2 separate regions of the Homo sapiens genome follow, and region 1 is linked to region 2. A link is a contact called in ENCODE Hi-C data. All regions are on one chromosome and are shown on one strand. The core of a region is the stretch at or near the end of the contact, and the rest is flanking DNA. Distances in the headings are between cores, read along the strand shown.

The links. Hi-C counts contacts between places; a loop is a spot of excess contacts on that map. Pooled maps may share reads with other maps.
Region 1: a map of OCI-LY7 shows a loop between it and region 2 (5-fold over the local background). The contact joins the promoter of LINC00882 here to the promoter of IFT57 in region 2. A Hi-C loop is called at or near these places in 6 of 168 maps with a recorded cell type or tissue (OCI-LY7, ascending aorta, endothelial cell of umbilical vein and 3 more) and 22 of 50 pooled maps.

Annotation. Positions count from the first base shown.
Region 1 is chr3:107,238,637-107,242,421 of GRCh38, reverse strand. It overlaps LINC00882 (long intergenic non-protein coding RNA 882), which reads left to right and starts at 1,784. Exons shown (of 4, transcript NR_028303.1): 1 at 1,784-1,979. DUBR (DPPA2 upstream binding RNA) reads right to left here and starts at 1,730. Exons shown (of 4, transcript NR_028302.1): 1 at 1,335-1,730.
Region 2 is chr3:108,220,645-108,224,210 of GRCh38, reverse strand. It overlaps IFT57 (intraflagellar transport 57), which reads left to right and starts at 1,787. Exons shown (of 11, transcript NM_018010.4): 1 at 1,787-2,100. The coding sequence starts at 1,889. LOC124909405 (a long non-coding RNA gene) reads right to left here and starts at 1,606. Exons shown (of 2, transcript XR_007095999.1): 1 at 1,525-1,606; 2 at 1-1,265. RefSeq lists a silencer at 1,580-1,873 and an enhancer at 1,809-2,068.

The sequences.
Region 1 (3,785 bases), core at 535-3,034, 980 kb after region 2:
GAAGTGGGGTTGCGGGAGTGATAGTTAAAGGGTATGAAGTTTCCAGGTGATGAAAATTTTCTAAAATTGACTGTGGTGATGGTTGCACATATCTGCGAATATGCTGAAAGCAATGAATTGTACACATTGAATTGCACACTTTAAGTAGATGAACTGTATGGTGTGTGAATTATATCTCAATAAATCTGTAATTAAGAAAAAATAACAGTAGAAAGAATAAATTGTGTATACTCATATAACTGAATTTCATACAGCATAGAATAAAATTGTAAAAAAGACTTGTTACATGCAACGACACGGATGAATTCAAATATAATATAAAGGGAAATAAACCAAATACTATAAAATATTTACCAAGTAATTCATTTCATGTGAAATGTCAGAATAGACAAAACTAACAGGGGGATGAAGAATGCTACTATTAGTTAATTTCTTGAGCTGAGTTGTGGTTGCCCGGACATGTTTGTGTTAATCTTTGAAAGTTTACTGAACTGTATTTGTAATTTGTACACTTTTTTGTATGCTGTACTTCAACACGTTTTATTAAAAATATTTCTAAAAATCCAAATGTTCAGTAAGTTGTCCTATAATATGCATTAAAAAAGAATTAAAAAATACACAAGCATTTCAAAAGTTATTTTTTGTGGGTTAGGGTTATGGAGAATTTCTTTTCTGCTCTATACGTCTCAGAATTTTCCAAATGACCATAGTAGACATATATTACATTTATCACTAGAAAAAAATACTATTAAAATACAATTGTCTGAGATAATCTTGTACTACTTTTACACTAAACTAATTTAGTTCAAATGTGGGGACTTCAGCTTTTGCTCCCAGATGAAAAGAGCTTGTCATTTTGGAGCAAAGGAGGGCGTGGCAGTTGGTCGGAGTGTTTCCTGGTGGCCTAGGAGACTGCCAGAAACTCACCAAGGGCCACCGGCCTAGGGGGAGGAGCAGAGGTGCAGGTGCAGGGAGGGATTCAAGAGACTGTGAACTAAACCTGGGTGGGTCCCAGTCCTCACAAAACCTGGGTCCTAACTGCAAAACTATGGTCGGGCCTGGGAAGGGGCGGAGGACTCACTGGCGCTCTAGCCTCTGTGCTGGGTGAATTAGTGATTAGGCTCTAATCTTCACAGTCCTCATGATTCTATTTTTGTAAGGCCAGCAGCTAAGAGTGGTTTTTACATTTTCAAAACAAAGACGAATACGCTACAGAGACAGTTCCAGGCCCAAATTCTAGAGTATTTGCTTTCTGGCTCCTTACAGAAAAAGTGGGTAAACTTCTTGATTAGAGGGTCTAGGCAGAAGAATTCTAAGGTATTTAAAATTTTTACCTGGGAATGCGCTTGCTGGTGAGGCGGAGCCGGCGTGAAGCCAGTGTGCCCAGCGGCACTGGTACCACGCGATGCTGGATTGCCTAGGCTGGTCAGACGGAGCAAATCGGAATCCACGGAAGAAAATTCACCTCTTAAGGATCCAGTCCGGAAAGGGATGGCCGGGCTCTTCCTGGGCAGGGGTGCCCAAATGGATGAGGATGCTCTCTGCAGCCCTCGGCGGATCGCAAAGGAGCAGGGCTCCGGTCTTCTATCTGGGAAAACATGGTTGTCACTCGTGGAGAAGCCAACGGAGCCCCTGCGGAGTTTTCTTTCCTTTTCTCTGCTGCAGGCAGAAGAAGCGCATTGCGCGGTTCGCCGGGCTGTCTGCAACTTTGGGAGCTGCGCCGCGTGGGTGCGGCCAGCCGACCGGCGCGTGCGCAGTGAGTTCTCAGCGCCTCCCGCCGCGCAGGCTCGGCGTTGGCCTCCGCGGCCCGTGCGAGTGCGCCCTTCTCGGGTCCCCTAGGTCGCGGGGCAGCCGGGGCGGAAGGGGCTTGTTCATTATTTTGAGAGTTTGTTGTGAACGTCATAACCTTTCGTCCTTAAATATTGCCGATACTTGACCTACGCAAGAGACAATGTCATGTGATTCAGCCTAATATCTCAGTATGTATCCCCTAAGAATAAGGGATTTTTCTACATCAGGGTTTCTCAACCCCGCGCTATGGACATTTTGGGCAGGATGAGTTTTTGCTGTCTGTACCCGTAAGGTGGGGTGACGGGGTGGGGTGGGGGTGTCCTGTGCTAAACAATCACTATTTAGCAGCATCCTTGGCCTCTACCCATTAGATGCCAGTAGCAACCCCCTCCCCCAGTTGTGACAGCCAACGATGCCTCCAGACACTGCCAAACCCAAACGGTGTGGTTGGGGGGGTTGAGGGGGGGAGGGGTAGTGGTGAGGGTTGGGGGAAAAAGGAGAGGTACAAAGTTGCCTCAATTGAGGACCACAGGATCACAATGCACATCATCATACTTAGGAAATGTAACATTGTTATATTACAATAATCTATATTTCATATTTGAATTTCCTCAATTGTCCCAAAATGTCCTTCTTTACCCTGTAGTTTGTAAAATGTAAATCCGAGATTTAACAAGAATCACATAGTGCATCAATAAGAACCACATATTGCAGTTGTCAAGTCTCTTTCGCTTCCTTCAATATAGAGCAGTTCCCTAGCCTTTTTTGTTTGTTTCTCCTGGTATTGACATTTTTGAAAAGTCTAGCCCGGTGGTCTTCCAGAATATCCTTCAATTTGGAGATGTCAGATTGGTTCCTCATTATAAGATTCACGAGTAATAGATATGTACACACAAACATATATGCAGGAATTCTACCTAGGTGATGTATCCAATTTTATCTATTTTCAAATGACTTTTTAGCTGTCATAACATTTAATTTATAAAGCACCTCCCTGACCAGCGATTTGCAATATTTTTATCACATACGTAAATTTCCACATTGTAATTGGGTCTAAGATATATTTTCTTTTTTCCCCGCATTGATCTTATTGTCTACTTATGGGCTAATATACTGTTTTTATTAGAGACTATATTTCAGTATCTGGTAGGGCTAGACTGCATCATTGCTGTTTTCTTAAGTGTTTTTTTAATGCTGGGTTATTTTTTCATGTTAACTATAGAATATAGCCCCATAAAAGTACTTTCAAAAAAAAAATCTTCTGCATACCTTTTCAGTTTATGATGTTGCATTTTCCTTTTGAAAAGCAAGGTTTATTTTTTCTCGTGCTCAAGTTTCAGCTTTGTGTCTTTCAAGGAAGCATCATAAAGGTTTTTCACTTGTTAAGTTTATTCTTAGAGTATTTCTCTTTTTTGTTGGTATCGTAAGTGGGATTATCTCTTCCACTTTTCCTTATAACAGCTAGATTCTTACATAAATGAAGGTACTGATTTCTATGTCTAATTTTGTATCTTGCTACCATATTGAATCTCCTGTTGCTTCTAGGAGTTTCATGTTGATTGTATCTGTATCTCTTTTTACACTTTTATATAATTGCAGTGATTATCCATTTTGAAGTTCAAATTGCCCGTCTTTGGCCATTTTTGGCTCCTTTGTTTATTTGACACAAGCTCGAATGTCTTGATAGCTTACTTGCTTTCTGACACTGTAAGAGTTCCAGTCTCATATTGTACATTTACTGCCTCAGACCTAGAATCAGCCATTTCTCAAAGGTGTCCTTGTTGCTTCCAGTGAAAAAGGTATTTGGATGCTACAGTCTGCACTGAAAGATGTTCATGGTTAAATGGCTTATCACTTCCCAGACTTTTCAACACAAGATCTAGGAGAGATGTAGTTTTTCAAAGAAAGATGAAAATAAATAATAAATTTGTGTTGATATTCCAATTCTAATAGAAGGTTATAGAGTTTTTACTTATTTGATTTTATATTGCATC
Region 2 (3,566 bases), core at 538-3,037:
TGACTATTTCATACTGTGTTACGTAACTTCCTGAAAATGTCAGAACATCTTAAGTAGGCAGCATGCCTGGCAGGAACATCTCCCTCCCTGAGTGTAATAAATTTACTTCCAAAGTCTGAGAGCTTTTTCAGAGTCATGTAAAAAGCCCCAGTTTGCTTGTTAGTTAACTTAGGACCCCAAAACATATCTAAGCTTTCATTTTTCAGTCTTATAAAGCCATACATCTATCTTACACTACTGTGACTGTTATACATACATATAACACCCCCAAGCTGCACATGTGGTGGTGGTTGGGGTATGGACTTATCGGGGAGAATCACTGTTTCAAAAAGGCAAAGACCAGGAAAGATCAATTTGGTAGTGGGGTAACATCAAATCCAATTTTCTCACTCAACTTTATTAAAAGCAGCTGGCTCATGACTTGTGGTAGGCAAGCAATGTTATTTATTTAAAAAGCAATTCTCAGTGGGCTGCCCTTCAGGTTATTCTCTACATAAGTCTGTAATTTTATGTACTTCCTTTCTTTAATGAAAAAATGGTATTTGCCCTTCTGACTTTTCACTTTGATAACCTTATTAGTATCAGAAACAAGTTAGCTGTAGACGGATTACAATGAAAAGTGTTCTCATTTTTTCTAATAAAAACAGGATATTGTAGATACATTTCAAATTTCAGTTGTCCAAAAATGTAGCCCTTCTATATTTTGTAGTGGCAGATACAAGAGATCAGAGAGCCCTTAAAAGTCACGTTATAAACATGAACATATGTTCAATCTCTTGTACTAAGTTTTCTTCCCAAAAACTGCCAGGCATCCACCACTTACCTCATTTTTTGCAACTGTTAAGAAAATTGCCTAATACAGAAGCCTTTTGAAAACTGTAAAGCTGGGCCATTTCTGTGGTCAGTTATGTACCTTTTCTTAAATTTTCTAGGTCAATAACTGCAGAATACAGTAGTAACACCCTATCTTTAGCCACCCTTAGAGCTTTAGGGCAGGGAAATTCCTTTTAAGACCATCTCTATTCTGTTGGATTTAACGAAGTACCCAAACACTTTATACTACATGTAATGGGTTTGAAACAGATTAAGCAGCAGGATGGAAGCTTAGTATTCTTGTTTTTGAAGTAAAACAAATCCTTCCAAATGCCTCCTTTTGTTCATTGTCTTCCTCATCCTTCCAACCACTTTCCTAGCACTGGAGTAACAGCCAGGCAACGTAATACAGTACTTCAAGCTTTACAATATACTGTTAAGTGCAGCATTGCCTAGTGAGAGAAAGATAAAATTAAAGAAAGAACGAGAGAAACCTCTCGTTGGAAAGTTCCTGCAGTAAAAGTGAAACCTATGGTATTGACTATCTTTACAACTATGAAAAACTTTTCAATTCTGAGAAAATAAAGGTATCAGTGAGCCAGTGCAGCCTTCAGTGCTACACGTCTTCACCTCCCTTTAATCTTTTTAACAGCTACTAGCTGACCCAGATGCCCGCTTAATTGCTTTTAGCAACCACCAGGTCCAACACACCTCAAGCCAGCTCAAGACTCACTAGGCAAGCGGAGCAGAAACGTAAGCCGGCTCCCTTCAGACTTTCAGCGAGGGAGAAGACGCAGCCGGCAGTGGGGCGCGAACGCCACGCCTCCATGAGGGGCGGGGCTGCTTCCCGACCACCATTTCCACAGAGGCAGGGCAAGAAGAGGGCCACAGGTGACGTCATTCAGGAAAGCCGCCCTGATTGGAGGGAAGGAGGCGGAGTCTAGTTTCCCTGGTGACGGATTGTCCGGTGGTCGCCTGGTAACCGGTCGTGGCTGTACTGGCGGCGGCAGGGCTGGCGGCTTAGGCCGCAGAGGTCTGTGGGCCTGAGCCCACGCTGGACTCTGTCCGTTCTGCGATGACTGCTGCTCTGGCCGTCGTCACGACGTCGGGTTTGGAAGATGGGGTGCCTAGGTCCCGTGGCGAAGGGACCGGGGAAGTGGTCTTGGAGCGGGGGCCCGGCGCGGCCTACCACATGTTCGTGGTGATGGAGGACTTGGTGGAGAAGCTGAAGCTGCTCCGCTACGAGGAGGAGTTCCTCCGGAAGAGCAACCTGAAGGCCCCGTCCAGGTGGGTGCCGGCGTCCCCGAGCGCCCGGGTGCCTGCTAGCCCCCAGGGAGATGCCCTCCTTGGTCCTGCTGGGAACCAGTTTCGTGAGAGCGGGTTAGCAATTCCTTGCCTCCGTCTTCCTAGCCAGGGAAGGGCACTTCACCCCAAACTCCCGGGAGGTCCGTGGAGCTCACGCAGCCCTGACTTGGTATTTTTGTAGAGAGAATAAATAAGTTTTGGAACGGCAGAAAGGATCGGAAGACAGCTTGCCTGTTTTTTTCCAACACACACGCATTACCAGAAAACACAAACTATATTTTCTGATTGTAAAGATGAAACAAATACTCATTGAAGAAAACTCAGAAAAACACAAGTAAATGTCTAGAAAAATTATAAGACCGTCCAAAATTCGCCTCCAGAGAGGAATGCCATTATCACTTAAGGCTTTTTTTCTAGTTTGGGGTTTTTTGTTGTTGTTTAAGACCCTGTTCATACAACTGGGGACCGTGGGTACTTAGGATCCTGTTAAGGAGCACTTTAAATGCGGTTAGTAAACTTGTTAACTACTTGCTATGGTTTAAAAGACTTCTGCCTTTGTAATAACCATACTCTCAGAAACTGAAAAGTGGAAAAGACGAATGACAACTATTGAATTGTCCCCCTATCATAGAACCTAAAGTTTTACCCTTGTTCCGGTGGGGGAAAAGTCCAACATATCCTGAAAGCAATGCCATTACTTGCTGAGGGTAGTGGTCAGCTAGGACCTTCTCCTCAAATCACTGTAGCTTAGCAGTAGCCAGATAAATCAGTTTTATAGCTTTTCTTTCACTTTAATACTTACATTTGTATATTTTATTCCATAAAAGGCAATCAGTATTAAGAATCTATAGTACTTAATGTCTACAGCCAGGCTCAAATAATTTCCCTTGATAGTTTTAATCTCATTCCACTGCTGTCTTCCAATAACTTGAATTGAAAGATATGTAGGCTTGATATAAACTGTTCATATTAAATTAGTCCATGGTCGGAGAAAAGATAAAGGAAAAAGTAGTGTTGCTTGATCCATGTTAGAAAAGGTAGTCCTGGGATTATTACTTAAAGTGAATTGATCAGGATAATATAGACAACCAACATTTCCTATGTTAATAAAAATGCATTTTTTTCCAAGTATATTTTTAAAATGAAAACAAAATGTCCTTAAGGTTCTGTTGATGTCATCTCTTGCACTGTGTCCTCAGGGGTTCAGCAGGATACTTTGAATCATGGATTTGTGTGGGGATATCCTAGTCCAATGGTTCTCAAAATGTGATCACCAGACCAACAGCATCAGCATCACCTGGGAACTTACTAGAAATGAAATTCCTCAGGCCCTTTCCCAGGTCTACCTTTTCAGTAATTATAGGGATGGGGCCTAGCATCTGTTTCAGTAAGCCTTCCAGATGATTCTGATGGACACTAATGTTTGGGAACCACTGTCCTAGGTTTAC